Linked DNA regions of Homo sapiens: regions 2 and 3 are each linked to region 1. The links are chromatin contacts, found by Hi-C or POLR2A ChIA-PET in ENCODE. All regions are on one chromosome and are shown on one strand. Each heading gives the region's core, a stretch centred on a gene start or an enhancer-like site at or near the end of the contact. The rest is flanking DNA. Distances are from core to core; before and after follow the strand shown. Region 1 overlaps SIK3 (SIK family kinase 3). Region 2 overlaps SIK3 (SIK family kinase 3). Region 3 overlaps SIK3 (SIK family kinase 3).

Region 1 (2,628 bases), core at 38-2,537:
TCTTCTGTTTCCACCAGCTCAAAGCAGCTTTATGTGGTCAGAAAGAATCCATGACTCAGTTTCTTCTATGCCATTGCTCACCACAGAGCTGGAAAGGATTGTTTTGCCATGTTCTGTTCTTTGGTGTCACATGCAGGGTTTCAGGGACAAATGGCTTTCCCTCCTTCATAGGATCAGCCTGAAGAGTCTGATGATCTGGTTCCTTAAATTTTTACCTATCTCCTCTTATCTTTGATCCTTGATTCGGGAAGCCTTCTGTTTCAAGCCTTCCATCATAGTCTTCATCACCTTGCAACAACTAGAGTATATAAATAAGTTTGCTCTACCACAGTGTATTTAATCCTCACCAGCAAAATTATGAATAAGACAACGCTCCCCATTTAGTGTTCTCATGTCCCTGCCTCATTAATCCATCCAACTTGCCGTCTCCCCTTAAAGCTAGTTCTTGGTCTTTGCACCATCTATTTGCCTGGCCCATTTTGTACTAACCTAGCTTGTGGGTGATTCTGTCATGATGGAACCTGTGAAGATGACATGGCATCTGATCTGCCAGAGGAGAGAATTGTTTTGGTTTGTTTTCATAACCCAGAATACCAATAATGTGTTTATTTTAGGTACCATGTAGGTTAAGAGCTCCCTGGAGTAAGACTGACCAGAATTTGTATTCTGCTTTGGCCTCTTATTATCTGATCAAGTTTCTCAACTTCTCTGATTTTAAATTCTCTTTGTCTATAAAATTGAGATAATAGTATTGGGTTGGTTTGTGAAGTAGATGCTTAAATTAACTTAAAGGGTTTAGCACTTTGCCTATCATGTAAATGGTCAATAAATGTTAGTAATGATTAAATAATATTGTTGAATGAATTGCTCTATTAGTCTTTCATTCTCTTCTTCCCTATTTTTTTTACTCTTTTCTATGTATCTTTCTCTCATTTTTGCTCTCTTGGTATGCCAAAGGGACATTACTATTTTCAGTCAAATCCACACGGCTTATGGAGAAGACTTATCTCCCAAGAATTGTTTTGGTTTGTTGTAACCACTTAGAGAAATTTGTTTTATTATCAAGGACAAAAAAAAAGAAAAAAAATGTTGCTTTCACAGATACGGACTCACACTGGCTATGTCAACTTAATTCTCATTTTAGGACCCTGCCCATACAGCAGCTCTCTCCCCACAAAGTCATCCAAATGCCTGGCAGCGCAGCAGGGCAAGGCCTGTGCTGAACATCCTCTAGTTAACGTTCTGTTGGCAGATCAGGTTTCCTGGGCCCACAGTGACTCTCACTGCGGAGACCGCTTGGCGTCTTGCATGGAGCAGATGAAAGCAGCTCTGAAGGGAAGCTGCTTCTCTGGCACACACAAGCAGAGGAGCATATTCTTGCATTGCCCAAAGTGGTTCAGTTTCATTTAGCATCAGAGGCCCTGCCTTTTGGGTGGGAGCAAATAATGGGGCCCTTTTATTTTTTATTTATTTATTTATTTTATTTATTTATTTTTTTAGAGACGGAGTCTCGCTCTGTCGCCCAGGCTGGAGTGCAGTGGTGCGATCTCGGCTCACTGCAAGCTCCGCCTCCCAGGTTCACGCCATTCTCCTACCTCAGCCTCCCGGGTAGCTGGGATTACAGGTGTGTACCACCACACCCAGCTAATTTTTGTATTTTTAGTAGAAACAGGGTTTTACCATGTTGGCCAGGCTGGTCTCGAACTCCTAGCCTCAAGCAATCTGCCCACCTCAGCTTCCCAAAGTGCTGGGATTACAGACGTGAGCCACCATGCCTGGCCAACAGGGACCTTTTAGACAATAAAATAGAGTAGTTCTTGGTATCTGGAAAAGTTGATGTTTTGTTTAATGTGAGGGCTCCATCTTTCCATGCTTGTAAATTGAATGTCCTGTGGGTGATTGTGTTCTTAGGTTTGAGAGCATCTATTCCCCTCGTTTTCACCCTGTTTCCATGTTTTATGTAGAATGGTGTCTTCAAATCTCATCTGAATTTAATTTCATGAACTACATGACACTTAGGAAATATGAATTGATGATGATACTCTAGCTTTCTGCATTTTGTCATATTTTCCATCTGCACCACATATGAAAAATGTTAAATTTCTGTTCCTTGGCACGTTCGATATTATGTAGGATAGTCAAGATTAAAAAGCTCTTGCCCTTGACACTGTAACCAAGAATTGTTTTGGTTCTTAATCTGGGGCCTGTAGACACCAGGGTCTGGGGGATCTATGCAGGCTTCATAGGACATCGTTGAGTAGTCTAAAGTTACATGCAAGGTCTTGTGTATAAATTCTTGTGCAGATTTTTTTTTTTTTTTGGAGAATTTTCAAGGCATCTGAGGCCAAATAATGGTTAAGGATGACTGAATAGAGGTTTCAAGATCCTGAAATTGAACTAGATATATCTTCTAATTAGGAATTATTATGGTACTGTTTTTGGTTTGGTTGTGTGTGTGGTGGTGTTGTTGTTATTGTTGTTTGCTTTTAAGGAAATTGCCTTGGAAAAAATCTGTTTTAAAGCAAGCCTGTAACTGAACACCATTCAGCTTTGGTCATCTTATGCACTAAATTGTGTGTGGAGACCAAAGGAAAACAGGAGAGTGCCATCTAGAGGCCTTAACAACAG
Region 2 (2,628 bases), core at 46-2,545, 180 kb before region 1:
TCTGATAAGATAATATGCTAAAATTGTATTGTTAATTCTGATTTGTGACAGTGCTTATCAGTAGAAAAGAAATGTGATCTGTGGTTAAAGACTGAACTGCCACTAAATGTAAAATGTTTTTTAGATGAGTTGGAAGAATGCTGAACCAGTCTTTATTGCCCAAGATGGCTTTGAGTCAGCAATCTCAAAGAATAAAGAAAAAGGAGTTAAGAGTGAGAGGCAATAAGTAATATGCTGTTTTCATTTAAGATGTCTTGAAGAGATAATTAAAAAGTTGTAGGGGTATAGGAATTGTGATGTTTCTCTGGTGTTAATGAAGTCTACTATAAATTAGATAATACAGGCACTCTAAATTATTGTTTTTCCTTTTTTAAATTCTTGGCAGTTACTGACAAATTATACTCAGGATCAAGTTTAAGTCTCAGTACATGAATGACCCTGACATTGAAAACCCTGAAGGATGTTGACCTTAGTTTTGACCTGGCTTTATCCTGAGCAGCCTCTGTGAATTCTTAATGCTGTGCTCTTTAACAGGGGTACTTTTTCCAGATGTTTTTGATACTGTATTCATTAACATATAATAAAGTTATCAGTGTCCCTGAAGGCTAATTTTTTTTTTCTGACTGAATATGAGATATGGAGCGTGCAATTTGTACTTATTGGTATTAACATTACCAACAAGGTTTGTCTTTTTCTTATAAGATGGGGAATCTTAAGAAACTTCAGGCCAGGCGTGGTGGCTCATGCCTGTAATCCTAGCTTTGGGAAGCTGAAGTGGGGCGAATCACTTGAGATCAGGAGTTCGAGAACAGCCTGGCCAAGGTGAAACCCCGTCTCTACTAAAAATACAAAAAATTAGCCAGGCGTAGTGGTGGATGCCTGTAATTCCAGCTACTTGGGAGGCTGAGGCCCGGGAGACAGAGGTTGCAGTGAGCCGAGATCATGCCATTACACTCCAGCCTGGGCAACAGGGTGAGATTCCATCTAAAAAAAAAAAAAAAAAAGAAACTTCATTAAGAAGTTAAAGCCTGGGTATGCTCTCCTTGATAATTTCTTTTTACTCACATCTTTATTGGTAAATCAGGCCAGAAGGATTATTTACCTTTTCAGAAAGGGAAACTAGGTTCTACGGTTTGGTTACAGATAGCCTGGCAGCTGACTTTACATTGGGCAGAGGAGACTGCCGTACTTAGTGGTTCTGAGAAACCAAGAGAGTATTGCCTGCTACAGCTATGAGAAAAGGTATTGAATCTTCCCCCTCCTTTGTGGGGGAATTCCAATCTCACTAATTTATGGTTTCAGTGTAGTTATGGTCATAGCTTCTGAGACGTGGGTACTCATTGAAGCTAACAGTTTTAGAGAAAGGGGAGGGTGTTTAATTCCAATAACTGGTAGTTTATATCACTTTAATAATTTAGACCCAATGATATGAAGATTAGTTAGTATAAGGCAGATATACATGTAATACATTCTTTTAAATATTGTACAAGGAGTAAGAAACCCCTTTAAGTAGTCATGTAATTCATTATAGCAGCTGAACATTTCTAAGTGCAACATTATAGGAAACCAGTAAAGCTGATTTCTGATTTATCTGCAGCAAAAGAATTTAATATTCCAACTTCAGCAAAAGGCAATTAAAAACAAACTTAAATCACATTGTGTGCTTTTAATACGTATGTTTTTTTCCATGCTGTCTGATGTATTTTAGTTCTTAGTCATTTACTTCCATTAGTTTCCAAATTGGTTGAGGGAATTAAATTGGTAGCCAAGTTACCTATACAAGATTTTCCTACTGTGTATGTGAACCACTCTTTCTGGGAAAATCCTCCCGTTGGCACTTTTCTTGAAGGCATGCACTTTTTCCACACTTAGTGATTTGGGGACTGAAGCCTGCATTTAGCCTGTATTTAGTCAGAGGTGACAAATGGCTAAATTTTTTTTTTCCAGTTTAGAGATTGAGAAATGATTCAGAATTGAAACTAAAGTGAATTTGGACTTACTGTATTTCTTTGCAATTACTTTTAAACAATTGCTGTCTGTTACTATTAGGCATATTTTGGACCTATGGGTTCCATTTTGGGCCGATATTTGGTGTTATGTTGTTAAATTTCTTGCCTGGCTTAGATGGTTCATTGTTGAAACTAAACTGGAACTAGGTTTGATCAGAGGGCCAATGGAAATGCACGTTGTGGCCCATTTGGGGAGGACAAAATTTGACATATTTTTACTTTAAGAATTCTTAGGAAAATTTGGATAACGTGAGAATATATTTCCAAAGGGTTAAGTAATTTTCGAGGGAAAATCAGAAAGCTTGTAATTCCTACTGAAAATATTAGCCTGCTGAAATATTAGCCTATTTCCTACTGAAAATATAACATTAGCAGGCCGGGCACAGTGGAGTTCACGCCTGGCTAATTTTTGTATTTTTAGTAGAGATGGGGTTTCACCATGTTGGCCAGGCTGGTCTTGAACTCCTGACCTCAAATGATCTGCCTACCTACGCCTCCCAAAGTGCTGGGATTACAGGCGTGAACCACTGTGCCTGGCTTGACTTTTTTATTTAAAAAAAAAAAATCTATACCCAATTGCCCTATCAGTTTATCATTTACTCACTTATTTGAAACGGTC
Region 3 (2,628 bases), core at 45-2,544, 150 kb before region 1:
ATTATACTAGATTGTAACACATGCTTTCTACCGCCTAGAGCAGGAACTGTGTACTCTTAATTGTTTCCTGAGGGCTTGAGATTAGCATCTGGCATGTAGTAGGTGTTTAATAAATATTTCTTGAGTAGATGAAGATATGAGTGAATGAATGAAGGGTTTCATGCTGAAAAATGAAAAAAGGGTTTAACTTTAAGAAAAAAGTCACAGATTTTGGAGTCATAGGAATTGAGTTTGAGTCCTACCGTCATTTCTTAGTGTTGATATAATTTTAAGCAGGTTGTTTCCCTCCTCTGATCTTTAGTTCTTTTGCAAAAGGGAGGTGGTAGTAGTAGTAGTAATACTATTAACAGTAGTAGTAGTAATAATAAAAGTGCTTTTAAAATAAATATTCTGCAAATTTTAGTTAATATTGTTAACAGTAATAAAAAGCATCTTCTATATGTAGGCTGCACATGCATAATGCATTGTCTTGAACGAAGTGAGAGGAGAATTACTTAAAACTTTGGGTAGACGTACTCATCAATTACAAGATCAATTTACTTGGTTTTGCTATAATTTGGTTGCCATTGTTGACCCATTGCTTTATTGTCCCATTGTCTCATCACTTGCTCAGACGCTGAAGATGGGTCAGGGGGAGTCAGTTTTAGAAAACAGCCTTCCCTGGGCCGGGCACAGTGGCTCACGTCTGTAATCCCAGCACTTTTGGAGGCTGAGGCAGGTGGATCACCTGAGGTCAGGAGTTCAGGACCAGCCTGGCCAACATGGTGAAACCCCATCTCTACTAAAAAAAAATACAAAAGTTAGCTGGGCATGGTGGCGGGCGCGTGTAATCCCAGCTACTCGGGAGGCTGAGACAGGAGGATTGCTTGAACCTGGAAGGTGGAGGTGGCAGTGAGCCGAGATTGCACCATTGCACTCCATCCAGCCTGGGCGACAAGAGTGAAATTCCATCTCAAACAAACAAACAAACAAACAAACAGATATAAAAAAAAGAAAAAAAAAGAAAACAGCCTTCCCTGAAAGTTGTTTGTGATGCTTATGGTCTAGGATGTGAAATTTACAGGATGATGAAACATGCAGATATTAATAGTGTTCCATATTATTTTTGAATGTGGTTTGACTTTTCTAACGATCAGCAGTGACAAACTTGTGTACTACCAGTCAACCCTGTTTTCCATGTTTTCTCTACAGAGATGTATAGTTAGAGCAGAGATGACTAATGTGTTTTCAAGAAATGCTACTATAACCTTTAAGTCTGATGGGTAGATTGAGCATTTAAAGCTGTTGCTTTTTCATCGCATCTGGATGACTGTATGTTCCTACCAAATGAATCACTTTATGAATATGCATGAGCTTATAAACACAACTTTTTAGAAAAAATTCTTGTGTTCTGAAACAAAATTACGTTGGTAGTATTTTCCAAGTTTTCCGTAAGAAGTAGCTTTGCATTAGCCCTAGAAATTCCTTGAATAATATGTTTTTACCCCCTTACTTGTATTACATTTAATGACATCTCTGGCTTTATTTTCTCCATTCTTTTTTCCATGGAGTTTCTTAATTTCACTGTTTTTGCCTTGCCCTTTAGACGGGTGAAACAATGATGACTCATTTTAGATTGATGAAAGGGACAGCTTAGCAGCTGGAGAGCTGGTAGACACTAGAGCACTAAATTGCCAGCACCAGCCTTCTCTTCATTGTCCACGTAAGGCTTGTGGCAGAGGTATGCCCATTCAGTCATTTATTAATATGTAATTTGTAGGTTAGATGACTTCATCAAATTATATTTACATCTGACCTGGAGGTTCAACCATGTTTTGCTTTGGGACATTTTTAATTGTTAAAAATCATAGTTGGGTTCTGATCAATATGTACATGCTGAAGTTCTTATTTAGCCACATTATGGGCTTTTTTGGTTTTCTTCAGCATGTCAATAGTACACAGCAGCTCAGAATGGTCAAAATTGTTTCATTAGTGCCTTAACAACCATTCATGATATATCATATTGTAGAATGCAAGTATAGTCACGCACTGCTTAGCGATGGGGATACATTCTGAGAAATGCATCATTAGGTGATTGTTTCCTTGTGGGAACATCATAAGAGTGTACTTACACAGACCTAGATGGTATAGCCTACTACCCACCTAGGGCTATGTGGTATGGTCTGTTGCTCCTAGGCTACAAACCTATACAGCATTTTCCTAACTCAATATTGTAGGCAGTTGTGACCCAACGGTTAAGTATTTGTGTATCTAAACACAGCTAAACAGGAAAGGTGCAGTATAAATACAGCGTTATCATCTTACAGGACCTCTGTTGGTATATGGTGCACGACTGTATATCCTTTATCTACATTTCCCCCTTTTGGCTTGGATAGACCATCAATTCCTTGGGTTTACATTTATTTCATGTAATCTTAAAGGATTTTGTTTTATGCATGGCACCATTTTTTTTCAATACAAATGGTTAGTATAAAACCCAAATTTGAGAATTTGATAACAATGGCTTAGTATTGAACACAAGTGTTACATAAAGTTGTGGAAAAAGCCTTAGAGAGGTAGTCAGGGGATTTGAGTTCCAGGTCTGACTGTGCACTTGACTCACCACGTCATCTTGGTTAATAATCACCT

The links. Hi-C counts contacts between places; a loop is a spot of excess contacts on that map. ChIA-PET counts read pairs that join two places held with the same protein, here RNA polymerase II (POLR2A). Pooled maps may share reads with other maps.
Region 2: a loop to region 1 is called in a pooled map, with 5 times the contacts of the local background. The contact joins two enhancer-like sites. A Hi-C loop is called at or near these places in 9 of 37 single-sample maps with no recorded cell type and 8 of 50 pooled maps. POLR2A ChIA-PET finds 5 or more read pairs at or near these places in 6 of 52 experiments (IMR-90, SK-N-SH, activated CD4-positive, alpha-beta T cell and 3 more).
Region 3: a loop to region 1 is called in a pooled map, with 6 times the contacts of the local background. The contact joins two enhancer-like sites. A Hi-C loop is called at or near these places in 1 of 168 maps with a recorded cell type or tissue (PC-3), 5 of 37 single-sample maps with no recorded cell type and 8 of 50 pooled maps. POLR2A ChIA-PET finds 5 or more read pairs at or near these places in 3 of 52 experiments (Panc1, activated CD4-positive, alpha-beta T cell and activated naive CD4-positive, alpha-beta T cell).

What each region holds. Positions count from the first base shown.
Region 1 is chr11:116,879,995-116,882,622 of GRCh38, reverse strand. All of the region lies in intron 6 of SIK3 (SIK family kinase 3), which reads left to right. Among named protein-coding and RNA genes, the nearest start is that of APOA1, 44 kb to the right of the region's middle. RefSeq lists a silencer at 2,519-2,568. Within about 2 kb of position 1,287, at least 3 of the 41 ENCODE cell types and tissues checked have a DNase peak (open chromatin) inside an H3K27ac peak, as active enhancers do.
Region 2 is chr11:117,061,963-117,064,590 of GRCh38, reverse strand. All of the region lies in intron 1 of SIK3 (SIK family kinase 3), which reads left to right. Among named protein-coding and RNA genes, the nearest start is that of SIK3, 35 kb to the left of the region's middle. RefSeq lists a silencer at 1-181 and enhancers at 963-1,062, 1,243-1,352. Within about 2 kb of position 1,295, at least 4 of the 41 ENCODE cell types and tissues checked have a DNase peak (open chromatin) inside an H3K27ac peak, as active enhancers do.
Region 3 is chr11:117,025,802-117,028,429 of GRCh38, reverse strand. The region is part of intron 1 of SIK3 (SIK family kinase 3); the gene reads left to right. Among named protein-coding and RNA genes, the nearest start is that of SIK3, 71 kb to the left of the region's middle. Within about 2 kb of position 1,294, at least 4 of the 41 ENCODE cell types and tissues checked have a DNase peak (open chromatin) inside an H3K27ac peak, as active enhancers do.